Linked DNA regions of Homo sapiens: all the other regions are linked to region 1. Evidence: chromatin loops called from intact Hi-C (ENCODE). Cell type or tissue: heart left ventricle. All regions are shown on one strand. Links, peaks and the distances in the headings refer to the core of each region. The heading gives the core; the rest is flanking DNA.

Region 1 (7,346 bases), core at 305-4,304:
CCTCTTCCTGGGCCCGGACAGAAGTACTGAAACAGATGGCCTCTCCCTCTTGTCCAGGTGGCTCGCAAGGCCTAGCTATATGTTTTGCACATTAGCTGGGCCTTCCACATGTTGTTCTATATCCTGTCTGGGCCCGGGCTTTGCCCTCCATGGCATGGTTTGAGGTCCCTGCTGCCATGTCATCCCTCACCAAAGCTCCCCTTCTGCTTTCAGGTGGCCCACTTTAAGGACTACATTCCCCAGGCTTTTCCTGGGGGCCACAGCATGATCTTGGATTCTGAAGTGCTTCTGATTGACAACAAGACAGGCAAACCACTGCCCTTTGGGACTCTGGGAGTACACAAGGTACTAGCTCAGGGCCATATGTGCAAGAATGAATGAGTGTGAGTGAGTATGTACATGTGGGTGCACGCTGCGGTCTGAAAAGGGAGGAAATATCCCTTAGTGTGGCCCTTATTCTTCGCTTCTGACCTGTTTCTGGTTTGGATTTTTGTCTTTTGTTTTTCTCCTAAAAAGGGGCTGGTATTGGGAACCAGTTTATAACTGGGTTGGTTTCCATTTAGCACTATCTGCTCAGTGCCCTTATGGCCCAGGGGCTTCAGAGCAGAAATAGTACTTTTTCATCCGGTGCCTCAGGGGGCCTCCAGAAGTGGACTGGTACTCCTTATTTTTTCACACTGACTTTTGTCCTATGTGTACCTACTACCTCATTTTCCCTTACAGAAAGCAGCCTTCCAGGATGCTAATGTCTGCCTGTTTGTTTTTGATTGTATCTACTTTAATGATGTCAGCTTGATGGACAGGTGAGTTGGCTAGCATCTTTAAACCCAGAAACTGCCAGGAATCTGTTTTCATTTCCTGGGTGAGGAAGATGGGGGCTTCAGGTTGGAAAGGAGGGTACAGGGAACCAGCTGGCACATACGTTTGTGCTCAGGAGCTTGCCAAAGGCAATGGCAAGAGGGAGCTGAGAGGAAGCACAATTGCTACATGATCAGTTCCCCATTCAGTGTAAGAAAGAGCCCATGTGTTGACTCCATCTCTTCTCTGAGAGCTTAAGTCACAGAAGAAACCCAAACCCCCAAAGAAGTTTCTCTACTAAAGCAAAATGGACTATTGCAGAGAAATAGACTGTGAGCATATGGGGTTTCAGTTTATTTCTCCAATGGCACCCCTAGGGGCTCCAGTGGCACCCCTGGGGGCATAAGGCAGATGGTTTTCAGCTCAGAGGTTTTGATTTCAGAAGAGACTGACAACAGGAAGCTCCGGATTATAGGGGAGGCCATGGGTGGGACCATCTTGGAGAGAATTAGCAGTCTTGACTTAGCTGCATCCATATGCTTGTGCCTGAGAAACCAGTATCAGCCCTTTCCTCACTTAGAAATGTATCTCTACCCCTGTTCCTCCTGCAACAGCCACATCCTTGATTGGGGAAGGAGAAGGAAGTAGAGAGGGAAGGAATTGGTGGGGGTAGGATTTGGGGTTTGGGTCCCAAGGCCTGTCTCAGCCTGCCTACCCCGGGGTTGGCCTTGGGATCGGGGCAAAGCAGGGTGCAGGGGATAAAAAATGAGAGTTGGAGTCGTATTTCAAGTGGGACCAGAATTTATACAATCTGGGCTACAGGCCAGTTCTCCCTTGGCTCGCTTGATGAAGTAGAACTAGGAACTACAACTATGAACTGGCTCTATGCCACAGCTCACAATTTTCCATCTTCGGTCACGATGGAGCCCTTGTAGCCCTTGACAGCAGAACTGTTACACATGAGGTCTTTGATCCATGGCAAACCCTTTCTTGAAGTAGCAGTTTTATCATTGTGGCCCTTCCTTCCTCAGAATTCCTAATAAGGGAGGGAGGATCCCGGCCTAACCTCAGCTCTCCTGTTCTCCTCAGACCTCTGTGTGAGCGGCGGAAGTTTCTTCATGACAACATGGTTGAAATTCCAAACCGGATCATGTTCTCAGAAATGAAGCGAGTCACAGTAAGTGAAGACCCTATGCTAGGCAGTGTCCTAGAAGTTTGAAAGCAGGGCAGAGAACTCCTTGGGTCAACTGCGACTGGAAGAATAAATCTTAATGTCTTATGGAGCCTCCTGATAATGTTGGCCTTTGACTATTGCATATGTTGCCTGCTAGTCTTCACCCAGAAGGGTAGGGCATGGAAATCCTTCCTAGGTAAGCCTCCTGTGTTTCAAAGCCACAGCAGCCCTCTGTTTGGGATGAGAAGCAACCTGCTTTCTAACCCTTTGTCCCTTATATTTCAAGTAAGGGTGTTTCCAGTGGACACTTAACTAGTGTGTGAAAAGGAACAACCCCCACTCACTCACCACCTTCTCCACTCTCACACCAACTTCAGCATCTCTCTTGTCCCTCAGAAAGCTTTGGACTTGGCTGACATGATAACCCGGGTGATCCAGGAGGGATTGGAGGGGCTGGTGCTGAAGGATGTGAAGGTAAAGTGGCCTCGCTTGGCTTCTCCTGTCGACTCACTCGCAGCCCTCTCCCCTGAGCCTTTCCAGCCCTGACCAGGAGATGGCGGTGGCAGCCTGCAGTGGTTGGGGTGGCTGCTGGGGAAGTGTGGGCAGATGTGTCCTGGATCTGGAGGACTGCTTTGTGTGTCTCCTATAGTGCCTGGAGCCTGAGGGCTCTTACCCTGAGGGAGGGGCACTGGGCTAGATCTGGTGTGTAGCAGTGAAGGGGTGAACCCATCCTCATGGAGTTGCCTTTCTATTCTGTGGTCTCTCTTTTGCTTCCCTTCAGGGTACATATGAGCCTGGGAAGCGGCACTGGCTGAAAGTGAAGAAAGACTATTTGAACGAGGGGGCCATGGCCGACACAGCTGACCTGGTGGTCCTTGGAGCCTTCTATGGGCAAGGGAGCAAAGGTCAGGGTGGCCTCTGCCCCCTGGGGTGGTACTGTTTTAGAAGGTACCGCTTGAGGTACAGGCTGGCCTTGTTACTGGCTTGATCTGCCAGCATGGCCAGTTATGACTTCCGAAGTCCTAGGATCTAGGGCCCCAAGCTGGCCTGAGTCACCTCAGGCAGAGCTGCTTACTCGGTTAGGGAGAAGTCAGAATAGAGTACCCTATGCTAGCCTAGCAGAAGGACGCTTACCACCAATTATTTCGTCAGGGCCTGACAGCTTTCTCCTCAGGCAAAATCTCTTTCCTGACTGGAAAGGAAGCTGGAGTCTGAGGAACTAATACTTTTAAGCAATCTATCATGTGTCCAACACAGTTCAATGCCCCAGAGCCCAACAGGTTGGGTGTGATTATCCCTCATTTACAGAAGAGGAAATTGGGGCTTATAAAGGTTAAAATTACACAGTTAGTAAGAGGTAGCTCCAAGAGGTAAACTCTGGCACTCTGACGGCCAGGACCCAAGGTCCTCTCCCTGGCCCTGGGCTCTTGGGACTGGCAGAGATGGCTCCTCCAACCCACACTCATCTCACACTCCCCTCCCAGGCGGCATGATGTCAATCTTCCTCATGGGCTGCTACGACCCTGGCAGCCAGAAGTGGTGCACAGTCACCAAGTGTGCAGGAGGCCATGATGATGCCACGCTTGCCCGCCTGCAGAATGAACTAGACATGGTGAAGATCAGCAAGGTGAGGAAGGGACCTGGTTGGCCATGGCCTCTGGACTGGCCGCCATCACTGAGACAGAGGCTGTGCTTTGGGGACTACAGGTATTTCTGTCTCCCCAGAAAGAAGGGTTGCAGCTTGCTCAGGGGAGCAGGATTAGGCCTTATAATCTCTGAATGCCTTCTTGTGGAAAATGGCTTGCATGCCTCTAGGTCATACCCACTCTGGGCTGGGAGGATCACATGGCTCAAACATCAGCTGTTTAAGTGGCTTCTTATAATCTCATTACCAAGAGAAGGGATTTAAGCCTTGTTCCAGGTTGGGAACAGCCCAAAGTAGCATCTTTTCTCCTCTAGGACCCCAGCAAAATACCCAGCTGGTTGAAGGTCAACAAGATCTACTATCCTGACTTCATCGTCCCAGACCCAAAGGTATCAACCCAGTGGCTTGGGGGCCTCCAGCTCATAGAATTAGCTTGCAGGTTCTCTAGTGCCATAGAGAATCCATCTCACCTCGCTGAAAGTCCACCCAGGGATAGGGGTCTGGATTTCCAGCTGAGTGATAGGCACAGGGACAACCAGACAACTCTGAGGAATTTTGAATAGAATTCTTTCTGCAATACAATTGCTTTAAAAAAAGAGAGAGAAGAAGAGAGTACCTATCCCCTCAGCACAAAGGGTGTGTTCTAGAAGTAATCTGGCCCAATCCCTTCTTGTACCGACCAAGAAAGAGATCTAGAGAACAAACAGGACTTCCCTAAGGTTATTCAGCAACAGCAGCAGCAGAACTAGGACCCAAGTTTCCCAGCTGTTAGCCAAAGCTTTTTTGGTTTTTGTTTTGTTTTGTTTTTGAGACGGAGTTTCACTCTTGTTGCCCAGGCTGGAGTGCAATAGCGGGATCTCAGCTCACCACAACCTCCGCCTCCCGGGTTCAAGTGATTCTCCTGCTTCAGCCTCCCAGGTAGCTGGGATTACAGGCATGTGCCACCGTGGCCAGCTAATTTTGTATTTTTAGTAGAGATGTGGTTTCTCCATGTTGGTCAGGCTGGTCTTGAACTCTTGACCTCAGGTGACCTGCCCGCCTCAGTCTCCCAGGGTGCTGGGATTACAGGCGTGAGCCACTGCACCCAGCCGCCTTTTTGGTTTTAATTGTTCTGTATTGCTTCTAGCTGGTTGGGAGATACTTTTTTTTTTTTTTTTTTTTTTTTTGAGACAGGGTCTCACTCTGTTGTCCAGGCTGGAGTGCAGTGGCATGATCTCATCTCACTGCAGCCTCCGCCTCCTGGGTTCAAGCAGTTCTCTCACCTCAGTCTCCCAAGTAGCTGGGATTACAGGGGTGCCACCACCCCCAGCTAATTTTTGCATTTTTAGTAGAGATAGGGTTTTACCATGTTGGCCAGGCTGGTCTCAAACTCCTGACCTCAGGTGATCCACCTGCCTTGGCCTCCCAAAGTGCTGGGATTACAGATGCAAGCCACCGCGCCTGGCCAATACTTGCTTCTCCCTTTTTTTGAGACAGTCTCGTTCTGGAGAGCAGTGGCATGATCTCAGCTCACTGCAACCTCTGCCTCCTGGGTTCAAGCGATTCTCATACCTCAGCCTTCTGAGTAGCTGGGACTACAGGCGTGCACCACCGTGCCTGGCTAATTTTTGTTATTTTTTGTAGAGACGGGGTTGCGTCATGTTGGCCAGGCTGGTCTCAAACTCCTGACCTCAAGTAATCTGCCCACCTCAGCCTTCCTAAGTGCTGGGATTACAGGCTTGAGCCACCACGCCCGGCCACTGATACTATCTTCTTAACCAGTGATGACCTGCTGGCTTACTCCTGACAGAAAGCTGCCGTGTGGGAGATCACAGGGGCTGAATTCTCCAAATCGGAGGCTCATACAGCTGACGGGATCTCCATCCGATTCCCTCGCTGCACCCGAATCCGAGATGATAAGGACTGGAAATCTGCCACTAACCTTCCCCAACTCAAGGTAGCAGCTCTTAGGCTGTATATGTATTCTCCACCCCACTGTCCAGGCCTTGGAGCCTTGGGCATCTAGACCATTCACATGTCCTCTGTCTTCTCCTTTCCCCCATTCTCCTGAGGCAGAGCAAGGAGGGCAATTAGAGAGGGAGACAAACTGCTGCTGGGCCAGGGGCACAGCACTAGACCTCCTTCTCCCTCCATCTCTGAGTAGAGAACCTTGCATTTGCAAGGCCCCACTGAGCAGCCTTTAGTCTGGGGAATAAGAGTTTGCTCCTGTTGCCCCAGCAAAGCCTGCTTTGCTGTACAGAGAACAATGATTTGTACCCTGATTACTCAGGCTATAGGGCCATACTTTGGAATGGTGCCAAGGGAGCCAACTCCTTTTCCTTGCTCTTTATCTTTCTCACATCTTTGTTCCCATATGCGCCTAAAATACACCACACACACCACCTCTGAGGCCAGACTGGGAAGGCAATGAAACCCTCTGACATTGTCCCTCCCCGCCTCAGGAACTGTACCAGTTGTCCAAGGAGAAGGCAGACTTCACTGTAGTGGCTGGAGATGAGGGGAGCTCCACTACAGGGGGTAGCAGTGAAGAGAATAAGGGTCCCTCAGGGTCTGCTGTGTCCCGCAAGGCCCCCAGCAAGCCCTCAGCCAGTACCAAGAAAGCAGAAGGGAAGCTGAGTAACTCCAACAGCAAAGATGGTAAGGATAGGGAGGGGGCTGGTATGGTGAAGAGGGCGGTGTGAGGGGCAGAGATCCAAGGGCAGGGACCCAGTCTCACATTCCAGCCCTGAGATCTCATGATTATCTGTGTCCACTGCAGTGGACACAGACTACATTCCTGGTGTGTGTCCAGCCATGGGCCAGAGACCCTTCTGCTGGGCACCCTGTATCTGCTCAGCAAACCTGAATGGAGCAGTACCCTGGGGACAGCCAGTCTGACCAGGGAATAAGCTACCTTTGAGTAAAGGGCTTAGCTGATAACTCTTCACTCCCCTCTCACCTATGCTCATAGCAGAGAAAGCCCCTGGTCCTTCCCATTACTGCCCCTGACTTCAGGGAGCATTATCAGCAATCCCTACCCTCTTAGTTCTTTTGTATCATATGTTTTTTAGAGACAGGGTCTCACTCTGTCATCCAGGCTGGAGTGCAGTGGCACGACCATAGCTCACTGCAGCCTCGAACTCCTGAGTTGAATTGATCCTCCCGAGTAGCTGGGACTATAGGTGTGCACCACCACACCCAGCTTCCTCTCTGTCCTGCAGGCAACATGCAGACTGCAAAGCCTTCCGCTATGAAGGTGGGGGAGAAGCTGGCCACAAAGTCTTCTCCAGTGAAAGTAGGGGAGAAGCGGAAAGCTGCTGATGAGACGCTGTGCCAAACAAAGGTGAGGGTAAAAACAGCAACACACCACGTGGGCCAGTTTAGCCCAGGTTGTGTTCCCAACCTTCTGTACAAGAAGTTTGAAAGAGGATGAGCAAAGGTGTTTGGGGAACATCGGCTAAACCTCTTCCCTGCCTGCAGCCACTCCTCTGTCGTGGGCAGGGTCAGCAATGCTGCTGCTCACCCTATGTCCTCTTGTTGCCTTGCAGAGGCGGCCAGCCAGTGAGCAGAGAGGAAGAACTGTGCCAGCAGGCAGGAGATAGAACAGCCCGGCCTAGCCAGGAGAGACTGCAGGGACTCACTCAGCTGCTGGCCCCAAGTCAAAATTTACATTAAAGGGAAAAGACCAGTCTGGGTGTGGGAATGCAGCATTGAGTTTGTGGTCAGGGTGGAAGCAGGTCCAGCAAGCAG
Region 2 (7,346 bases), core at 1,845-5,844, 91 kb after region 1:
GGAAACTGTTTAAAAACATGCAGGACTCTTTTAACCAACTGCTTGGCTTCACTGCAGAATGTTAACAGGCCCAAATACATTAAAAATGTGGAATATTCACCCTGCATAAGAAAAGTAAAGGAAGAACTTCATGACAGTCTTAACGAAGAGAAAGGATAATGGGTTTAAACTAAGACTGGCATAACAGGATTAGCTATGACCGCTGTCCTGATGGCAGCTGTTAAATCTTGGAAACAGGGAGGGCAGAGGTCTTTAAATACATGAGGCCAATTCCTACCTATCTGAGATGGCTTTTATGTGAGATATAATAGGATATCCTACTAAGAGCCAAATTAGTTTTACTATTTTAAAACTGCTTAACTAATATAAAGTCACAAAATAAGAAGTTAATCAGATATTTCCTTACGAAAGACCCGGGAGTCTGTTTCTATATGAAAAGCTTGTCTTTAGGCTGGGCACAGTGGCTCACACCCATAATCCCAGCACTTTGGGAGGCCGAGGCCAGAGGATCGCTTGAGCTCAAGGCATTTGAGATCAGCCTGGGCAACATGGCAAAACCCTGTCTCCACCAAAAACACAAAAATTAGCTGGGCGTAGTGACGCACATCTGTGGTCCCAGGTACTTGGGAGGCGAGGATTGCGTGAGCCCAGGAGGCAAGGTTGCATCGAGCTGAAATCATTCCATGGCACTCCAGCATGGTTGACAAGAGTGAGACCCCCATCTCAATTAAAAAAAAAAAAAAAGACTATCTTTACAATTGCCAAAATCTTTCTTACACAAACACCAAATAACCATTACCAATAACCAGAAGTGAAACAAAAATAACCAGTAATCATCATTAAACCAGTAACCATTACCAAACAACAATGAAGCAGCTCCTCACTTGAGACTTCACCAATAGTAATTTAAACTATGCGTTCTCATTAAACTCTAATACCTTAATTCTGTTATTGTATTAACAAGTTATGAGATTCTAAGGTATAGAGGTTAAATCTTTCCTCCAAAAACATAAACACTATGACTAGTACAAGTTTGGTATAAAAGCCTCTATCATTAAAACCATGGCAGTATTAAAGGTTCTATGACAAGAATAAAAAATCAAGGTGGAATTAGTCCCCCTAACAACTTCTTAGGTTTACAGAGGTGTTCTCAGAAAGTCTTAGGCATGACGCTCATAGAGATGGGTGTGACTGTATTTAAATAACAATGCACATGTAATTAGAAAAGAAATTGTGCCCTTTTTTGTTATTGTTGCTGTTTGTTTTGTCTTCTTAAATGCTGGTCACTAAAAACGCCTTTTCCACAACCCTTAAGAGGTGTTCCGGCCTGGCGCGGTGGCTCACATCTGTAATCTCAGAACTTGGGGAAGCCAAGGCAGGAGGATTGCTTGAGCCCAGTTCATGACGAACAACATGGCAAAACCTCATCTCTACAGAAAATACAAAAACTAGCTGGGTGTGGTTGCACATGCCTGAGGTCCCAGCTACTCAGGAGGCTGAGAAGGGAGAGTCACCTAAGCCTAGGAGGTCAAGGCTGCAGTGAGCCATGATTACGCCACTGCACGCCAGTCTGAGTGACAGAGTGAGACTCTGTCTCCAAAAAAAAAAAAGGTGTTCCTATTAGATGGTACCAAGCAGAGTTATGTCAACTGGCTTGGTCATGAGAGAAGGTTTGAAAGAAATTGATTTTTAAGGTTTCTGAGAAGAGCTTTCTTTTTTTGTGCATGTTATTTTGGAGGCTGGTTAAACTGGTCGATTTAAATATTTACAACCCTTGATCCCAATGTAAACAAGAAATCACAACTGTCTACCTGATCAATATGAAAGTTTTTAACAGGCTGGTCTTTGTAATTAGACGGGCATTAAAATGAGTGCGTCCTAGATTACATGAACATTTTCTTCAATCACAATCAAGATATTAGCCCTGCCACATCAATCTGCAATTGTTATGAAAATATACCCAAATATTTTCAAACTTAAGAATACCTCTAAATAAACTGTAACTTCTGAATTGTACTCTAAAATTCAGAATTAGGAAATATACAATAAAAGTTCGGAAACCTTTGCCATCATCTACTTCCTTGAATGTGAAAGAGAATGTAATCAGAGAAAAGGATAAAGAAGTTGTCAAACCTGAAATCCCCTGAACAGAAAGGAGCTGCCACGGCTAGGCTGCAGCCCTAGAACTCTGTACACAAATTCAGCCCAGTACCTTGTCCCCTGCCTACTCCCATTCCTAGAAGAATGGTATAATAAACGGGCAGCCCGGCCCACATTTCAGTAAATTGAACTGTCACGGGGAGAATAAGGCACCCCAAACAGTTGCAGCGACAGTGGTTAACAGGAAGTCTCTCTGTCCTCCAAACCAATAATCAAAGGGATACATAAGGAACTCACTGCTTTCTTAGAAGGCCACATGCACCCCGGGATGTTTGCTCATCACGTCACTCTGGCCTTTAACCAGGGAGCAAAGAGACAGTTGTGGGTAAAACCCTATTTCCAAGCTAACAATTATCCTTCCTTATGGTAGACTGGGGGGTGCACGGTACACTCTTGATTACACAAGCAGTCTTCTTCCCCCCTAGAACAAATGACAGACCAACAAAAAGGAGAAAATGATATGCTGTTGTTTATCTCTTCTGCCAGCCTGAACTCAAGCTCTGAGCAGACGTGCCAGCGGAGGCTCTGGCTCCCCTGGTTCGCCAGACTTCCCCATGTCTGGTCAACTGTCTCCTGGGCAGCCGGCTGAAGAGAGGCCCCATTTCCCTCTCGGTCTTGACCGCTGCCGCACAGTGGCGACCTCACACACATCGCGAACAGAGGACAACTCCCAAGCGAGGGAACAGTGGACCCTGCGGGGAGAACCGCATTCCCAAACTTCTCCATCAAACCTCCAAACTCCAAACCTCCCTCCTCCAGCCGCCTCCTCTAAGACGGAGATAGGGACGGGCTGGTTCCTTTAAAGGGGTAAGCAGGCCGCCGCGGACCTGCCTCAGTTTCTTCTGACGTACAAAGAGGTATCTTTTCCCCACAAGCCAACTAGACCTGCCGGTCTGCAGGGCGCTTGGGGATAATCGAGGACGCACGTCTCCTGTTACTGCCCCCACAGGTGAAACGCTTTCTTTGAGGGGACTTTTCAAAGGACAGGTGTGGGCTGCCCTGAAGGCGGGGACTTCCAGCCAGCCAAGGGCTTCCCCCCACCCCTGTAGGGCAGGGAGAGTCCCAGGCCGCGCCCCACACAGAGGAAGGGCCCCCAGACCACAGCCTGACGGCACCCGACCGTCCCCCTTCCCGTCCTTCCCCAGGCCGGGCGCCCAGCGGCCCCCAGCGCCGCCGCCGCCGCCTCCTCACCTGCTGCGGCCGCCCTCCCGGCCGGCACCTAGGAGAGGAGGCGAGGGGAGGGGCCGGATCCCGGCCGCGGACGCCTCAGGCAGGGAGGCTGCGGACTCCGCCGCGGCGGCGTCTCTGGGGCTGAGGGGCACCCGGGGGCGGTCGCGACATCCTCACGGGCGGCCCCAGGAAGTCGGCCCCCCCTCCCACCCATCCCCAGCCGGCCCGGCCCGGCCCGGCCGCTCCCGCCCTCCGCGCGGCCCCGCCCCTGACTCGGCCCCGCCCCCTCTCGGGATCGCGCCTCCGCTCCCGCCGCGCCCGAGCCACCATAGAGAAGAGCGAGGCGCCCGGCGGCCTCGAGCGCGGCCTCCGCTCGCGCCCCCTGGCGGAGCTGAGGCTCCCGACGGCGGGGCCGGGCTGGCCTGAGCCGTGGGGCCGTAGGAGGCGTCGTTTCCCCAAAGTCGTGGGGTCGGCCGCTGCTGGTTACCTTGGTCACACAACTCTGCGGGAGGCGCCCAAGGGTCCAGGTCCAAGTTTCAGCTGGGTCAAGACCCGGCTTGGTGACCTTGAGCGAGTCCCTCAACACCTCTGAACGCATGTCATAAAACTTTGAAAGGTGCCTGACTTTCATGTCTCATTGACTCTCTCCTCGGTGCGATGAGCAGGCGATGGTTTCCCCCGCTTCATGATTGCAGAAACCCAGCCCCACTAGGGGTTACGAGCTTATTCAGCGTCCCACAACTGGGAGGTATTAGAAGCCGGGTCTGTGGGACCTAAAAACCCATGCTTGTCCCACTCACTCTAGCACTGCCCAGTCTAAACCGCTAGGACTAGCTACTTCCCCTCAGGAAAGTCAGGAAGCTGCTGAGGAAGGCTGTGGTAGAATGAGAATGACTCAGCGAGGATCCATCCCTGCCTTTCACCCATGCACCTTTCAGCAAGGTACCTAACCTTTACGAACTCTGGTTTTCTCATCCCAGAAACGCAGGTTGGCGTGAGGATTTAGTGAGCGCATGCATGTAGCTGTGGTTAGTAAACCGCCAAGCAGCAGGGCGGCCCAGGGGATGGTTAGCCAGCGTGGGCTACGATGCCTAGTCATGAACATAATATTAAGTTCTAATCCTTCTTTTAAATGGTGTCTAGTGACACAATTTTCTTAGGCTTTAGGTTCTATTGAGAACTCCTAGTTTTTCTGAACAATTTGTATTTTCAAACAAGGAATATCGTAAGGAAAATAAGATCATGAGCCAGGCGTGGTGGCTCATGCCTGTAATCCCAGCACTTTGGGAGGCTGAGGTGGGTGGATCACCTGACGTCAGGAGTTCGAGACCAGCCTGGCCAACATGGTGAAACCCCATGTCTACTAAAAATACAAAAAATTAGCCAGGAATGGTGGCGGGTGCCGGTAATCCCAGCTACTCGGAAGACAGAGGTTGCAGTGAGCCAAGGTCGCGCCATTGCACTCCAGCCTGGGCAACAAGGGCGAGACGACGCCTCAGAAATAATAACAATAAGATCACGTATACATATCAGACTCTGTCACTTTACAAGTATTATTTTCAATCCTCACAACCCAGCAAACTGAGTACTATTATTCCCATGTTATCAATGAGGATCTACATATTAAGTAATTTACCCAAAACTACATGGTTAGAAAAAGGTGGAGCTGGAATGTATTGCTTTTTTTTCTTTCAACCAGCAGTGTCTTGAATACACGGAGCTGCAATTTATTTATTTTTTTGAGACAGAGTCTCACTGTCACCCAGGCTGGAATGCAGTGGCGTGATCTCCGCTCACTGCAACCTCCGCCTCCCAGGTTCAAAGGATCTTCCCACCCTATAGCTGGGTCTACAGTCACCCGCTACCACGCTTGGCTAATTTGTTTATTTGTTTGCCTGTTTTTGGTAGAGACAGAGTTTCACCATGTTGGCCAGGCTGGTCTCAAACTCCTAACCTCAAGCGATCTGCCGCCTCGGCCTCCCAAAGTGCTGGGATTACCAGGACGAGCCACTGCGCCCCAAAAAGCTGGAATTTAAAACTGATTTTTTCAATCACCTGGAATGCACGGAAAGACTGACCTGCTAAAGGCCTCCCACATCCGAATTAAATGTACCCTTCATTTTCCTTCCTGGCTATTTTTGTAACTTTCCCTGATGCAATTCTGTCTGGTTTGCTTCTCTCTAAGTCTTCATTTCCAGCCCTACCCTCCAAAGGCATTTATGGTCTCCTCCTTTCCCTCTAATTCCTTTTCCCTAGATATGCCAGGACCTTGTCCATCCTCTCAATTCTGAAATAGATTCCTAGCTGTGATGAAGGCACAGCCTTTTCCACCACATCACTCTTTCTCTTGATAGAAATCATAGTTATAGAAAGTTAATAGGTCCAGGCCAGGCGCGGTGGCTCATGCCTGTAATCCCAGCACTTTGGGAGACCTGATCACTTGAGGTCAGGAGTTTGAGACCAGCCTGGCCAATGTAGTGAAACCCCATCTCTAATAAAAATAACAAAAATTAGCGAGGCGTGGTGGCGTACGCCTATAATCCCAGCTACTCGGGAGGCTGAGGCAGGGGAATCACTTGAACTCGGGAGGTGGAGGTTGCAGTGAACCGAGATCGTGCCACTGCACTCCAGCCTGGGTGACAGAGCAAGGCTCCATCTCAAAACAAAAAACAAACAAACAGAAAAAAAGTTAATAGGTCCAGAACAAGGGTGGGGTGAGACCTGGGGATGTCCTTTCATAAACTTAGTTTACAACCTGAAGGTTCAGTTCTGAAAGGGGGTGCACTTAATCCACTGATTGGATCCAATAATTGAAGTTTGGATTCATGACATCCTGTGGAAATCATTTTTTTCTGGGCCCTCTGGTCCATATTACAAGCAAATCATTGGAATGCTGCTAAATAATGTGCATATCACTGCAGCACAGAGGCCTCCGAGCTGCGTTTATCCACGCTCCTCCTTTCTCCACCTTAGGCATTACCACCGTCACTATTTTTCATCTTTATCATGCCCTTCCACAGAGGCATTCAATAATGTACCCATTGTGCAAGCAATCCGAAATCCTTTTCAGCGAGCAATAGTATTTAGTAGTGATAAAACACTAATTTGTCTACCAAGTGACATATTTATAGGAGCTGTTTACTTGGACATATTTTTATTATTTCTACTCATTTGCTAAGTACTTTCCAACGCATATTTATGAAGCACAGGCCTTTCCCCAAACAGTTGTGAAAAAATAAATCATATTATTTCTTTTATTAGTAGCAGCACGGCTTGGAAGTCCTAGTGCCCTGATTTTAGTTATTTCTGGCAAGAGCTGGAAGAATTAATAGTGACCGACCACCTACTATGTGCCAGACTCTCTGTGAAAGGCACTTTACATAAATTATCTGTTTAATTCCCCTGAGGCATATATTTTACCAACAAAGAATGTAATTCCCCTGCAACATACACTTTACCAGTAGGACAGAGACATTACCTTGTCCAAGTAACTCGGCCAGAAAGGGACTAGCAGGGTTTTGAACTTAGATCTTTTTCCTGATTCCAAAATCCCAAATCACCATTCCATTTCACCAGCACCCCTACCAACCTCTCTGGATCTAATAGCTTCTGTAAAATATAAAGTGTTTTTTGTTTTGTTTTGTTTTTTTAATGAGAGAGGATGTGTAGGTTACTGAGAATGGAACAGTTAGAGATAAACATACACAGGGTGCTAACCCTAATTTTTCTATGGGAGGTTACTCTTCAAGGGATTTACTCCCTAAGAAATCAATGGAAGGATGTTTCCCAAAGAGAAGGGCCAGTACTAGTGCTGGATCCATTCCTGGAGACAGAACTGGCTACACTGTTTGCAAGAAACAGTGCAAAATATGGGATGCTTGTTTAAAAATTAAGAACTTCAAGATGGCAACAGCAGAGCATTAAACTAAGTGCAGAGCCCTGCTAAGCATGGGGCTGTGTGACTGCACTGGTCATACCACCATGTAGCTGGGCCTGCCTGGACAGAAGAAAGCTGT
Region 3 (7,346 bases), core at 2,075-6,074, 47 kb after region 1:
TAGGGTCTCTCTCCAAGCTGGAGTGCAGTGGCTTGATCATAGCTCACTGTAATCTCGAACTCCTGGGCTCTAAGGATCCTCCTGCGTCAGGCTCCCAAAGCTCTGGGATTACAGGTGTGAGCTACCACGACCAGCCTTTTAATGTCATTTTCTAATTTCACCATAACATTTGGTATTAGCTGATATTATTTGCTTATTTATTAACTGCTTTCCCTAACTAGAATAGAAACCCCATGAGGGCAGGGACTTTGTGCTCTACCGAATTTCCAGAGTCTAGAATGGCTTCTTGGGTAAAAGAACAGCCTCCTAACGGGTTTCCTAGCTTTAATTCTTGCCTCTATCCACCTATTTCTCCACAAGGCATCACCCACTGCCCTCCTCCCCTCAACACACACACTTAAAGCTCTTTAATGTTGCTTGTTCCTAGAAGTGATCTTCCTTGGATGGATTATCCAAGGCATCCACCCAATGAAAGAAATCATGTTAACTCTTTGTACATAAAAATGTTTAAAAACTCTTCAAAAAAAAGTTCTTTAATGGACTCCTATTGCATTTTAGAATAAAAATAATCACTTCTTACATGGTTAAAGACCCTGACCACTTCTCCAATTCATGCCGTGCTACTTTTCTCACTCGTTAACTTCAAGCCATAGTGGGCTGGTGTGTGAAGAACCGAAAGGTAGTGTGACCTTTCGGTTCTTCACACCGAGCTGGTGTGTGTAAATGGGGGAGGACTCCTCATGTCGGTGATACTTGAGATGAGACCTGAAGGCTGAGAAAGGATTTTTTTTACCGCATCCAGCTAAAAATTATAATTCTAAAATGATGGCTGGGCATGGTGGCTCACTCCTACAATCCCAGCACTCTGGGAGGCCAAGGCAGGCGGATCAGTTGAGGTCAGGAGTTCAAGACCAGCCTAGACAACATGGTGAAACCCCGTCTCTACTAAAAACACAAAAATTAGTGGTGTGGTGGCACATGCCTGTAGTCCCAGCTACTCAGGAGGCTAAGGGAGAAGTATCGCTTGAACCCGGGAGGCAGAGGTTGCAGTGAGCCAAGATCACACCACTGCACTCCAGCCTGGGCCACAGAGCGAGACTCCATCTCAAAAAAATAAATAAAATAAAATGCCAATGACCTACATGTTTCATAGGCATTACTGGCTGGAAAGCCCAAGGTCTCTCTCCTCTCTCTGGTCACCCAAAGCTTGGGTTTCTTACCACCCAACGCTCTTGGTGGGACAGGCCCTGACACAGCTGATTTATACCAACAGCATAATTAAAAAATCACAATGTCCTGAGAACTCACCTGAAATTTAAAATCATCTCTTAACTTGGAAGGCTGCTTACTTTTAAAAGTAAGTTAGTCTGGCAAGCAACTTGAACTCCTTTGAAACTGTTTACTGGAATTTTCCAGCAAACCTGCCTGAGGTACCCACCCTGACTTGTAAAGATTTAAAATGCTGGTGACAACACAATGAGCATAAAATAGGACAACTGTTGCATTTGTAAGTAAGCAGCCTGCTGAGTAAACCATACTACTAACTGGTCTCATATGCTGGGGGTGGGACAATGAAGCATGTTCTCTGTGATACTATTTCTGAGATATTTATTTTAGAATAAATAATTCGGTGGCCGGGCGCAGTGGCTCACACCTGTAATCCCAGCACTTTGGGAGGCCAAGGCAGGCGGATCACCTGAGCGCCCAGGAGTTCGAGACCAGCCCAGCCAACATGGTGAAACCCCATCTCTGCTAAAAATACAAAAAATTAGCTGGGCGTAGTGGCATGCACCTGTAGTCCCAGCTACTCAGGAGGCTAAGGCAGGATAATTGCTTGAACCCAGGAGGCAGAGGTTGCAGTGAGCTGAGATCACATCACTGCACTCCAGCCTGGCGACAGAATGAGACTCCATCTCAAAAAAAAAAAAAAAAAAAAAGAAAAGAAAAAAGAATTCAGAATACCTAAGTCATAGAGAAGACATGTATATGGTAGAACTTTAGAATCCAAGGCCTGAATTAGGATAAAGAGCCCTGCTGAAGTGGTGCATGGGCTGGACATAAACAAGGAATATTTCACAGGCCAGAACTCAGGGGAGGAAAACATTTCCAAAGCTTTTAATACTAATAGACATTTTCTATCCTCCAAGGCAGTCCTTTGGATATGGGTAACAGATAAATGCATATTTCCTAGGTAAGAATTTTATTTTAGGTCTAAAGTTTAAGAAGACAGAACAGTTGGAGAGAAAGGTGGGGGGAAAAAAAGCTGTTCCCAAGTATGTTTTACTTTGGCTTTAAAATCAGTCAGACCTGACCTTAAATCCTGGCTCTAACACTGAATAAATGAATGAGCTTGAGTAAGCTGCCACTAGGAGCTTCAGAGTAACAGGAATACATTCCCTACACCTCACAGGCTGGACATAGAGGTGGTGCTCAGTATAAAGGGGGATCATAACTTCACTGGACTTTTCAATCTTACATCAAGAGCAGAGGGCAGTGTTAGACATTCAGTAAATAGCCGTCATTATAATAAGGCATGGGCTCATGAGGATTAAATGTTTGCCTCTCTCCAAACCAGCTTCCAGAGCCTCCTTTCACACAGAGATGTCAGTAACATCAAAGACACAAGGACTAGAGCCTCTTCTCTCCTCCAGTCCCCAAGTTATACTTTAATGTAAAGGATCAAAACTTTAGACATGACATAATCTTCTGTGCTATTATTTCAGATGGCAGACACGGGGAAAATTGGGGGAGTTATTCAGAACTTGGGGTTCCTGAAGTCCTTTCTCAGAAGATTACAAAGTAAAAACATTACAAAACACCTAAAATGTGCCAAGTTAGTTGTTATGTTTGCATCTGTTGTCTTATTTAACACAATAATCCTACAAAAATCAGAATTAAAATGGTCTGATTTTTGTAGGATTCAATAAAAAGTACCTTAAGCACCTTGTAAAAAGTATAATACATAGAAAAACCATTCCTGGGACTACAGAACTTTAATTTATACATCCCATAAGTCATCTGCATTTCTAGTTTCTACAAGTTCAGGGTACCAGTGATACAGACCCCCAACCTTCTAAAGATAAAGCCTTTAACTGATATTTAAGGTGTATTTCAGTTTCTCTTCTTACTTTTGCTCCAGTTGAGATTTTTCTGACTTAATTGTCTCAACTGCAACTAATGCTCTATTTCATTGATTCATTTATTGAGACAAGTCTCTGTCACCCAGCCTGGAGTGCATTGGCACCATCATAGCAAACTGTAGCCTTGAGCGATCGTCCCACCTCAGCATCCTGAGTAGCTAGAACTGCAAATACCCACCACCTTGCCCAGCTAATTTTTTATTTTTATTTTTTTTGTAGAGACAGGGTCTATGTTACCCAGACTGGTCTTTGAACTCCTAGCCTCAAGCAATCCTACCTGGGCCTCCCAAAGTGCTGGGATTACAGGCAATGAGCCAGCGCACCTGGTCTACCCTCCTTTTAATAAGTGTTGTCAGCCAGGCGCGGCAGGCTCACGCCTGTAATCCCAGTGAAACCTTGTCTCTACTAAAAATACAAAAATTAGCCAGGCATGGTGACAGGTGCCTGTAATCCCAGCTGCACGGAGGCTGAGGCAGGAGAATCGCTTATCTGGGAGGTGGAGGTTGCAGTGACTCGACACTGCACCACTGCAGTCCAGCCTGGGAGACAGAGCGAGACTCCATCTCAAAAAAAATAAAGTAAGTGTTGTCACTGGGTAACTAGTAAATAATAATGAAAGCAAATCCTTAGTGCTCAGGGCCTTACTCCTTACTCTATCCTATTCTTTCAGTTCTTCAAACACCAAGGTTATTTTGGCTTTAGGAATCTCCCTCCCTCAAGCTATTCAGCTATTCTCTCAGCCTGGAGCACTGTTGCCACCTCACCTCCCTTACATATCATTTATTTCCTCAGGGAAACCTTTCCTGATCCTGTCTGTGCTCTCATAACATTTTTTTTTTTTTGAGACAGGGTCTCACTCTGTCACCCAGGCTGGAGTACAGTGGTGCGATCACAGCTCACTGCAGCCTCGATCTCCCAGGCTCAAGTGATCCTCCCACCTCAACTTCCCAAAGGATTGGAATTACAGGTGTGAGCCACCATGCCTGGCCTCATAGAATCTTATACACTTCCTTATAACCATAATTGATTTATCAGACTATTTAGCATGAATCTCCTGTACCTCTGGAGAACGTAAGAGGAACAACAACAGGCAAGGTCCTTGAATCTCATAATGATTACATTCTGGGGGAAAGAGCATTCTAGCAGTACTGTATCTAATCAACTGGCTAACAGTTTGTATAATTCTTTTTTTTTTCTTTTTTTGAGACAGAGTCTCACTCTGTCGTCCAGGCTAGAGTGCAGTAGCATGATCTCAGATCACTGCAACCTCCACCTCCCAGGTTCAAGCAATTCTCATGCTTCAGCCTCCTGAGTAGCTGGGATTACAGGCACGTGCCACCATGCCTGGCTAATTTTTTGTATTTTTAGTAGAGATGGGGTTTTACTATGTTGGCCAGGCTGGTCTTGAACTCCTGACCTCAAGTGATTTGCCCGCCTCAGCCTCCCAAAGTTCTAGGATTACAGGCATGAGCCACCATGCCCGGCCTATATAATTCTTTTTAAAGTATTTTTCTTCCATATTTAGGGTGTGGAAAGTGAAACAGGAAACAAGAGTAGGTCTATTTCACAGCTTTATTCTCAGCCTTAATGCCAGGTAATCAACACATATTTGTTGAATTATTAACTAATGATAACAGCAATAGAGCGCTTTTTAAAAAAAAAGGACAGAAATTCATGCTTAAAATTGCACAATTGGCGAGGCACAGTGGCTCACGCCTGTAATCGCAGCACTTTGGGAGGCTGAAGCCGGCGGATCACCTGAGGTCAGGAGTTTGAGACCAGCCTGGCCAACATGGCAAAACCCCATCTGTACTACAAATAAAAAAATTAGCTGGGCGTGGTGGTGTATATGCCCATAGTCCCAGCTACTCGGGAGGCTGAGGCAGGAGTATCGCTTGAACCTGGGAGGCGGAGGTTGCGGTGAGCCAAGATTGCACACTGCACTCCACCCTGGCTGACAGAGTGAGACTCTGTCTCAAAAAAAAAAAAAAAAAGGACAGAAACTGCACAATTATGATTCCGGGATGATCAGTAAATTAAGGATTTTAAACACACATAACCACAGCAATACCTTGAACGAAAGACTGAAGAGAATTTCTTTGTCTGCTAAGATTACTTGAAAAACAAAAGAAAAGAAAAATGGTTTAAATTGTTATTACAGAAGGACAAAACCAGAAAAGGAGAGCCTGGAAGAGGAACAAGACGGTCACTTCCATCTCTTCCTAAAAAGACACAGAAGGCTTCAATGCCTTCACTGTTGTTTTGGATTGGAATGGTGCTGCAATGGGAACTGCAAATACAAATAAACATGAAAACAACAAATGCAGATGTAAAATAAAGACATGCTAGAAATCAAAGAAACCGACCTCTACCAGACACACCCAGGTCTGGGTGTACCTTTGCCTGTTCTTCCCGACTTGCACAGCCCAAGCAAGGTGGAAGGAGAAACATAACAAAATGATACAGGAACCAGAGAGCAGAGGGTCTTGGAGCATAAACTGTTAAAATAATAATATGAATAAGGGGGAAAGGAGAGAGATTTCACTTCCCACTAGCAATAAGTGAGCTCTTTTTCTTAAGCGGTAACTGTTAACAACTGAAAGACATACATAATAATCACAAGTTATAAATGTTCTCAGAAACTCCCTGGTTTCAACTATTCTATGACAAATATCTGCAGAGGGACCTCAGCATCTGCTATGAAGTTCAGGGAAAAGTAATTCTAACCAATGGAGCTGTGCCAAAATATCACCCCTGGGGTCTGACCAATTAAATGGCTGCTTCTTAGTGTGGAGTTTAGGAGAGATGACAGATTGAACACCGCAGCAGAGAAACCTACGCTTTCATTTCAACCCAGGCATTCTGCCCCAAAGGGTGAGTCAATCAGGAAACAAAGCAATTCAGAGTAAAGTCTTCTAACAACGCTGAAAACAGAATAAATGGACCTGCAGTTTAATTACAGCAGGATCCTTCTTCCATCGAAACTGATGACAAAGCTCATCAAGAATAAAGAGACTCTGATCCCCCTACTACTCTGGTGCAGGAAAGAGGATTTACCAGATAAGCTCTTCTGGACCTTCTACTGAAGAAGCTGCTTTCACAAGATATTATCACAATGACTGACTAATGGGTAACCAGGATTTTTTTTTAAATGAAGGCAGGGACTAGGTGAAGGGGTTTCTGGCACTCCAATGCACCGGGAAAAGAAGGCATTTCCAGACAGGAATTCTATCTAGGCTCAAAATTATGCAATTTACCTTTCCAAAGTGGACTGCACGAAAATTACTGCAGCCAAATGTACCATGGTATAGAATGAATTCTGGTGTTATTTAACTCCTTTAATTAAAACCTGCTACATTGAAAAGATAATTGAAAGGATTAAAATAACGCATGTCAAAGCATTTAACCCAGAGCCCAGCAAATAATGGATGTTCAACAGAAATTGGCTGTAAATAATTTAAAGAAAGTACTTTGTTAAGGTTGTTTTTGTTGTTGTTGTTGTTGTTTTAACACAGAAAGGCCCATTAAGGTTCTTAACTTTTTTATTTTACTTAGTTTTCAGACAGGGTCTCCCTCTGTTGCCCAGACTGGAGTGCAGTGGCATGGTCTCACTCACTGCAACTTCTGCCTCCTGGGCTCAAGTGATCCTCCAACCTCAGCCTTCTGATTAGCTGGGACTACAAGCGCAAGCCACCATGCCCAGCTTTTTTTTTTTTTTTTTAAATACAGAGTCTCCCTCTGTCACCCAGGCTGGAATGCAGTGGCGTGATCTTGGCTCACTGCAGCCTCTGCCTCCCAGGCTCAAGCGATTCTCATACCTCAGCCTCCCAAGTAGCTGGGATTACAGGTGCCCACCACCATGCCCGGCTAATTTTTGTATTTTTAGTAGAGACGGGGTTTCACCACGTTGGCCAGGCTGGTCTCGAACTCCTGACCTCAAGCAATCCATTCACCTTGGCCTTCCACAGTGCTGGGATTATAGGCGTGAACCACTGCACTCAGCCCATTAAGGTTCTTTAAAAAGACGTTTATCAGTTCTATTCCTCTATCTATCTGCTTTTTAAAAATTTAGGGGCCGGGCACGGTGGCTCATGCCTGTAATCCCAGAACTTTGGGAGGCCGAGGTGGGCGGATCGTGAGGTCAGGAGATCAAGACCATCCTGGCTAACACGGTGAAACCCCGTCTCTACTAAAAATACAAAAAAT
Region 4 (7,346 bases), core at 1,766-5,765, 120 kb after region 1:
GAGAATCACTTGAACCCTGGAGGCGGAGGTTGCAGTGAGCCGAGATCACGCCACTGCACTCCAGCCTGGCAACAGAGTGAAACTCCGTCAAAAAAAAGAAAGAAAGAAGGAAAGAAGGAAAGGAAGGAAGGAAGGAAGGAAGGAAGGAAGGAAGGAAGGAAGAAAGAAAAGGAAGAAAGGAAAGAAAGAAAGAAAGAAAGAAAGAAAGAAAGAAAGAAAGAAAGAAAGAAAGAAAGGCTAGAAACCTGGTGAGTCAGCTTTGATTCTTCACAATACATTCCAAACTCCGACAAAAAAAAAAAAGAAAGAAAGAAAGAAAGGCTAGAAACCTGGTGAGTCAGCTTTGATTCTTCACAATACATTCCTCCTGGTAGTAGGTCTTGTCACAGTTCCTCTTCAACATGTCTCCCACTGTTCTAGACTGGACTCACATACCCCAGGCCAGCACTGCCAGGGCCCTGCTTGGCCTCTGCCACCCTTCCACCCTGCACACCTCTACCCCACTGTCTATAACCCTGCTTTCACAATGGCCTCCCGCCTCCAGGGAGACAGCCGGGCAGATGAGTTAAGAGCCGCGTTCTTAGACTTAGGAGTGTGACAAGCATGAACTCAAATAACTGGTCTGCCGTTTGCTAACTGCACAATCTTGAACAAGTCATTTAACCTGAGTCCCAATTTCTTCACCTATAGAATGATGATTTATTTTTATTTTATTTTATTTTATTTTATTTTTTTGAGATGGAGTCTTGCCCTGTTGCCCAGGCTGGAGTGCAGTGGTGCGATCTCCGCTCACTGCAAGCTCCGCTTCCCGGGTTCATGCTATTCTCCTGCCTCAGCCTTCCGAGTAGCTGGGACTACAGGCGCCCGCCACCACGCCCAGCTAATATTTTGTACTTTTAGTAGAGACGGGGTTTTACCGTGTTAGCCAGGACAGTCTCGATTTCCTGACCTCATGATCCGCCCACCTCAGCCTCCCAAAGTGCTGTGATCACAGGCGTGAGCCACTGCGCCCGGCCTAGAATGATGATTTAAACAGTAACATGCTCATTGGTGGTTGTGACGAATAAATGAAATAATGTACCGTGAAGTGCTGACCGCAGTGCCTCGTTCATCGAAAGCATTCAGCGAAAGTCCATCTGTTCCTCCATGCCCAAGTCCTGCCTTCTTCAGAGCATTCCTGACCCCACTCCACGATCTCCCTGCGGGGACCTGAGGCAGCTGCAGTCCTCCCAGGTTCCCACTTGAGTGCGCCCTCCATGTCTGTTGGATTTATAAACTCCCTAAGCCCAAGGCCAATCGGCTTCCTGTTCACCACTCCCTCCTTACCGTTGCCTCCCTCGGTGCTTACAGCTCTCTTGTATTCACTTGATTTTCCCCTACACCCAACTAGAGGCCTTAAGGGCAGGGGCCTTGCCTCATTCGTGTATGTATCATCTGCACATACCAAGCACCCAGCAGGCCCTTAGCCAGTGCTTGATGGATCACAGACTCAGACCCCCAACCAGGGAAAGCAAGCACCACACTGCATGAACCCTGCCAAGAGAATGTGTTAAGGAAACAGAAAGGGCCACACCAATCCAAAGACCTTTATGGTGGCAGTTATTCATCAATTTCTGAACAAACAGACCAGGAAAAAGGTCAAGACTCACTTGGCCAGCAAACGTCTGTCGTCTTTGCAACTCTTCCCCAACCCACCAAACAACGTGGCGGGACATAACTGCTCCTTTTTTTTGAGAGAGTCTCGCTCTGCCACCAAGGCTGGAGTGCAGTGGTGCGATCTTGGCCTACTGCAACCTCCACCTCCCACATTCAAGCAATTCTCCTGCTGCAGCCTCCCAAGTAGCTGGGACTACAGGCGCCCGCCACCACGCCCGACTAATTTTTGTATGTTTAGTAGAGACGGGGTTTCATCATTTTGGGCGGGCAAGCAGGCCAGGCAGGTCTCAAACTCCCGGCCTCCAGTGATCTGCCGCCTCAGCCTCCCAAAGTGCTGGGATTACAGGTATGAGCACTGCATCTGGACCGCAACTCCTTCTTTCTCTGAACTCTCCTGTTCTCTACTGCTGCAGATGTGGTGAATAAGTTCTGGGCCACATACTCCCGCGCTTGAGCCTCACCTTTGCCACTTGCTCCTCTTAGGCTAAACTCAAGTAGGGTTAATTATCTCTAACTGGTAGAGTCACTGAAGAGATTACCTAGAACATACAGGTAATGCCTGCACATAGTAGGCACTCAGTAAATGTTCTCTCTTGCCATATCCTTAAGTAAAATAAGAAGTAGGGCCAGAGAAGATGGTGAAAATAATGAGATACTGACAGCTTGTGTTATAGGACAATGCTTCTCAACCAGAGGCAATTGTGCCTCCCAGGGGACATTTAGCCATGTCAGGAGACATTTTTGATGGTTACAACTGGAGCAGGGCTGGTGCTACTGGCATCTAGTGGGCAGAGGCCAGAGATGCTGCTAAACATCCTACACTGCACAGGACAGCCTCCACCCCCCAACAAATAATTACCTGTCCCTAAATATCAATAGTGCCAAGGCTGAGATACCCCATAACCCTGTTATAGGATAAGAATTCAGATGTCCTGACCCCTTTCCTTCCCATCCATTATTGGTTAAAAAAAAAACCCCTCCCGTCTAGACTCAAGCATCAAAAGCAGAGCTGAGAGGAGGCCCCATCCTCCTGCCTCTCTCCTTCTTCCCCAAGTACACACACAAACCTGCCAATGCCAGTGGACAGGATGGCAGTGGAGGTCTTCAGTTCCTCGTAGAGATCAGCGCCATTCACGGGGAAAGCCGAGAACTGAGCCAGCAGCACCCGCCTCAGGGCAACCAGGGCCTGCCAAAGGGCCCCAGACTGCTCAGCAACAAATTGCCCGTAGAAGCTGGCATCCCAGGGTGTCATTCACCCTACTTCTCAATATCTGAGAACCCTCTGCTCCCTTTGGCTTGGGATGGACTTTTGTTATTGTTGTTGTTTCAGACAGGGTCTCACTCTGTCGCCCAGATTGGAGTGCAGTAGCACGATCTCGGCTCACTGCAACCTCTGCCTCCCGGGCTCAAATGATTCTCCTTCCTCAGCCTCCCGAGTAGCTGGGATTGTAGGCGTGGGCCACCACACCCAGCTAATTTTTGTATTTTTAGTAGGGACAGGGTTTCACCATGTTGGCCTGGATGGTCTCGAACTCCTGACTTCTGACTCCAAGTGACCCACCCGCCTCGGCCTCCCAAAGTGCTGGGATTACAGGCATGAGCCACCGCGCCCAGCTGGCTTGGGATGGACTTTTTAAAAAGACACTCAGGTTTGGAATGTGGAGATCAGGAGCTCACCTTGTAAGACAAGCCACATTTCTGAGCTACCTCTTCCAGGTCTGCAGAAACCAGGTCCACCACTGAAAACAAAACACGTATAGCGGATTGGCAGAGAGGACTGGGGCCTCCCACACTTGGTTTTTCCTCATCTGTCAAATGGGGTGTCAATTCTACCCCCCGGCAGGCCGTCTCAGGAGGCCAGTGTGAAATAACAAAGCTGCAGGAGCCGGCGCGGTGCCCTGCACACAGTAGGAATCTCTACCCTGTTTTAGAGCTTGGCTCCCCACGCCCACCCTTCCTGAGCCTCTCCAGAAGCGCGGCCCTCTAGGAATGGAGGGGAAGCGCCCTGCAGGTATGCCAGGGCAGTGCGCCAGCCCTCGGGGCCTGCCCAGGTTGTGCGAGGCCCGCGCGGCTCCCTGGCACGCGCACACCCGGTCACCTGTCTTGATCCTGTGGCTCCTGAGAAGCTGGATCATCTCCTCGGTAAGGCCAGGGCACAGTCCGACCCTGAGCACGCCCATGTTCCCCGCAGGCCGGAACAGCCCCAGGGGGACTGCACGTCACGTGGGCATTCGCGGGGGGTCCTCTCCAGACGCCCCTCCCCTACCCCTTCCTAGAGAGGACACAGGCGCGCTGGCTGCCGGAGGAGAAAGGAGAGAGGAGGAGGCGGCACCAAGGGTAGGGCTGGGGGTCATCCGCCCGCCCGGGATCCGCCGGGATTCCCGCGCCCAGAGCCCGCCCGCCGGGTCGCGCCGCGCTGCCGCTTCCGGGTTCCAGGCTGGCGCGCGGCGAGGACCTGGCCTGCAGCGCCATCTGCGGGCCGCACGGGGCAGAGCCGCTGCGCCCCTCTCCACCGCCTGCACAGGTTCCCGAGTCCCACGACCCCCTCCGCGCTCAACACGCCACCCGCGGCCACATTCGGCCTCTACCTTCTGCCGCAACACACACACCGACCTTCTAAAGAGCCTTCTGTGCGCCAGCTTCCGTTCCAAACGGAACGGATCTCCGCTGGAGACAAAATGCGACACAAGACGACCCGCCCTTACCCCCAGGGAGCTTACTGTGAGCAAGGGAAAGACAGACAATGAAAAGGAATCGCAGAAATCACATCATTACAGATTATACGACAGGTGTCAAGAAGCAGCAAAGCATCCAGAGGGCACCTGCGTCTATTTTTCAAAAGTTTGTTTTGTTTTGGTTGAGACAGGGTCTCGATCGGCCGCCCAGGCTGGAGTGCCCTGGTGAGATCTCAGCTTTGCAGCCTCGACCTCCTGGGTTCAAGCGATCCTCCTGCCTCAGCCTCCTGAGTAGCTGGGACTACAGTCACGTGCCACCTTGCCCAGCTAATTTTTGTATTTTTTGTAGAGGTTTCGCCTCTACAAAATGGGGTTACACCATGTTGCCCACACAGGTCTCGAACTACTGGGCTCAAACAATCCTCCTGCCTTGGTCTCCCGAAGTGCGGGGATTACAGGTGTGAGCCACCGTGCCCGGCCTCTATTTTTTATTTTATTTTTTATTTTTTTTAAGGGCAAGAAACCTTGGTTATATAGAACACACACAAAAAGATATGATTTGGTATTTTTAAATGTCCTTTGCTTTGCCTCATCCATAGGAAGAAATAAAACTTTACATGGTTATCTCATCACAAATCTGTGAGGGAGGCGCTATTTTTTATCCCTGTTTCACCAATGAAGAAACTGAGGTTCAGTGAGGTTAAATCACTTGCCAAAGGTCACCCAGCTAGGCGGCACAGGGCTGGACTTCACATCCACATCTGACTCTGCAAAGCCAGTGCTTTCTAACAGCCCCCCTCCCCACCCCTGAAGCTGTGTACATGTTTTCCTACTGTAAGGTGGTTTCTCTGAGAGCAGAGATCATGTGTGGCCCATCTCTGTATCCCACTGCAACTGCCACCATTGTCACTCCACACAGGAAAGTACTTGGGAGTGTGGGTGTGGCACATTTAGAATTCTAGCAGTGAAGTCTGATCATATGTGAGCCATGAACCCCTATGAACCATGTGGGCTTTCCCTTTCACTAACCGACTGGGCACAGTGGAGTCTGCAGCCTATGGTTTCAGGATAGAGAGCCTTAGCTTCTACGGACAAAGTTTCCCTCCCCAGCAGACACTTTCCAATACTGCCTATCTCTCAGGGCCACACCACCATCCTCTACATCCCACGCCCATCTCTCACCATCCTTATTCTCCTTCCCAGGGCAGTGCGGAAGGACACAGGTGTCAGGCATTTTGAGATCTTCAGAGAAGGGCAGGGCTGCCATCACCATGGAGTATTAGAGCTGGAAGGGGCCCAAGGGCTCATGCAGTCTGTTCCTTGGTTTTACCCCTCTCATGATGCTGCTTCACAGTCACACTGGCCCTTGGTCTGGCCAGCCACATAGCTAGCCTGGCAGCAGTAGCCTCAAATCAAGGGGGGAGGCTGGCCTGTAATTGTTACACTCTGTGATGATTATGAAGTCAGCTCATTGCACCTGCAGACTGTCCAAACTAAAGGTGGGCCACTGCCCCCACAGTTTCTCTCTGCTTCTGGTCAGCTGGGTTGTCCTGCATGGTGACGGGTGTCATCCCGAACAAATCAGATGGCATCAGAGGCACTCCATCAAGTGGGAGATGGGGAGGAGGCTGTACTGAAGAAAGAAAACTTCAACATGATGAATGCCCTTGACCAACTGCCAAAACCCTTTTCAAACCCCAAGTCTATGAACCGGACCGTCACTACCAAAGGACTCCCACTAGCCTCAAAGGGCAATTTGGTCAACTTCTTGGAGGATGATACCATCAACCTACTGTAAGTCACAAATCTGGTCCCTCCCTCCCTCCCTCCCTCCCTCCCTTCCTTCCTCCCTTCCTTCCTCCCTTCCTTCCTTCCTTCCTTTTTTTTTTTTTTTTTGACAGGATCTTGCTTTGTCACCCAGGCTGGAGTGCAGTGGTGCAATCTCGGCTCACTGCAGCCTTGAATTCTTGAGCTCAAGTGATCTTCCCACCTCCACCTCCCAAGTAGCTGGGACTATTGACGCGCCACCACCACACCTGGCTAATTTTCATATATATATATATATATATATATATATATATATATATATATATATATATAAATTTTTTTTTTTGGTAGAAACGGGGTTTCACCGTGTTGCCCAGGCTGGTCTTGAACTTCCGGGCTCAAGCGATCCTCCCGCCTCAGCCTCCCACAGTGTTGGGATTATAGGCTTGAGCCACCATGCCTATAGTTTCTAAGAAAGGCTGGAGCCGAGGGCTGGGCAGAGAGACAAAGAATCTATACTTCCCTGACTTGTCACAACCCAGTTCCTTGACTCCCAGAGAAGAGCGTGTGGGCAGGTTGGATCTATTTATGTATTCCTGAGCCCCAAATCACTTCTTGGAGGCATATGGAGCTCCCACTCCAGGAGGCCTTCTTGGATTAGTCAGTTTGTTGACAGTGCTCCTTATCCTGCCTTGACTGGCTGTGGTCCTCACCATCACCAAATCCCTGACACACCCATGGCTCCTCTTCCTCAACCCTCTCTCTTTGGTACCTTCATCTACCTGACTGCTCCCCAGTAGCCTGCCTTCCTTCGGACTGGGTTTTGCTGTTCCTCCTCACCAAGTCTGGTTTTCCTCTACTTCATTCCACAAAACTCTTTGAGCACCTGCAAGGTGTCTGTCCCAGTGTTTAAGTTCTGGGAACGCAGAGCTGGAAAGCACAGTCCCTGCCTTTAAGGAGCTCCCAGTCTGGCATGTGGAGGTCAGGGGTGAAAGGATGGGGATCATGCAATAACCAGAATGATATAGCATGGTCTGGTAAGTGCCAGGACAGGATGCCTTGAGGGACCAGAGGGGCTTAGTATAGCTTGAGACTGGGTGCAGTTGAAGGAGGCTTCTTGGAGGAAGTGATATTTGAGCTGAGTCTCCAAGGAAGGAAAGGAGTTAGCCAGTGAAGGGGTGGTGGTACAGGGTGATGTGGGCTGAGGGAATTACTTGCAGGTCACCCACCACATGGGTGAATGACCTG

The links. A loop is a pair of places that touch in the nucleus more often than their neighbours do. Peaks named below come from ENCODE experiments on the same cell type or tissue, not always from the same donor. Only the 100,000 strongest peaks of a DNase experiment are listed, where the experiment ranks them.
Region 2: it touches region 1 in a loop (13-fold over the local background); 77 of 110 quality-filtered maps call a loop at or near these places.
Region 3: a loop joins it to region 1, with 1.9 times the contacts of the local background. A loop is called at or near these places in 2 of 110 quality-filtered maps.
Region 4: a loop joins it to region 1, with 4 times the contacts of the local background. A loop is called at or near these places in 73 of 110 quality-filtered maps.

The regions. Positions count from the first base shown.
Region 1 is chr17:34,995,851-35,003,196 of GRCh38, forward strand. It overlaps LIG3 (DNA ligase 3), which reads left to right. Exons shown (of 20, transcript NM_013975.4): 10 at 214-345; 11 at 724-803; 12 at 1,888-1,975; 13 at 2,369-2,446; 14 at 2,754-2,877; 15 at 3,457-3,599; 16 at 3,932-4,006; 17 at 5,407-5,553; 18 at 6,059-6,254; 19 at 6,818-6,939. Among named protein-coding and RNA genes, the nearest start is that of LIG3, 19 kb to the left of the region's middle. In heart left ventricle, for the core only: a CTCF peak has its summit at 2,525 (motif pointing right); a DNase peak (open chromatin) is centred at 2,531; H3K27ac peaks cover 1,144 bases.
Region 2 is chr17:35,085,754-35,093,099 of GRCh38, forward strand. All of the region lies in intron 5 of RAD51L3-RFFL (RAD51L3-RFFL readthrough), which reads right to left. It overlaps RAD51D (RAD51 paralog D), which reads right to left. Exons shown (of 10, transcript NM_002878.4): 10 at 6,468-7,346. It also overlaps a transcript of RFFL not described here. Among named protein-coding and RNA genes, the nearest start is that of RFFL, 26 kb to the left of the region's middle. RefSeq lists enhancers at 2,399-2,478, 2,489-2,538, 2,669-2,798, 3,515-4,166 and a silencer at 3,189-3,818. In heart left ventricle, for the core only: a CTCF peak has its summit at 3,732 (motif pointing left); DNase peaks (open chromatin) are centred at 2,778, 3,638 and 4,368; H3K4me3 peaks cover 2,422 bases; H3K27ac peaks cover 1,488 bases.
Region 3 is chr17:35,040,908-35,048,253 of GRCh38, forward strand. All of the region lies in intron 1 of RFFL (ring finger and FYVE like domain containing E3 ubiquitin protein ligase), which reads right to left. All of the region lies in intron 5 of RAD51L3-RFFL (RAD51L3-RFFL readthrough), which reads right to left. Among named protein-coding and RNA genes, the nearest start is that of RFFL, 19 kb to the right of the region's middle. RefSeq lists enhancers at 5,667-5,716, 5,777-5,876, 6,017-6,146. In heart left ventricle, for the core only: no CTCF peak of the experiment used is centred there; no DNase peak of the experiment used is centred there.
Region 4 is chr17:35,115,778-35,123,123 of GRCh38, forward strand. It overlaps RAD51D (RAD51 paralog D), which reads right to left and starts at 4,083. Exons shown (of 10, transcript NM_002878.4): 1 at 3,755-4,083; 2 at 3,334-3,395; 3 at 2,724-2,842. The coding sequence starts at 3,836. RAD51L3-RFFL (RAD51L3-RFFL readthrough) reads right to left here and starts at 5,745. Exons shown (of 7, transcript NR_037714.1): 1 at 5,514-5,745. It overlaps FNDC8 (fibronectin type III domain containing 8), which reads left to right and starts at 5,838. Exons shown (of 4, transcript NM_017559.4): 1 at 5,838-6,125. The coding sequence starts at 5,917. RefSeq lists a silencer at 3,946-4,145 and an enhancer at 4,356-4,415. In heart left ventricle, for the core only: CTCF peaks have their summits at 4,135 (motif pointing left) and 4,352; a DNase peak (open chromatin) is centred at 4,044; H3K4me3 peaks cover 1,912 bases; H3K27ac peaks cover 947 bases.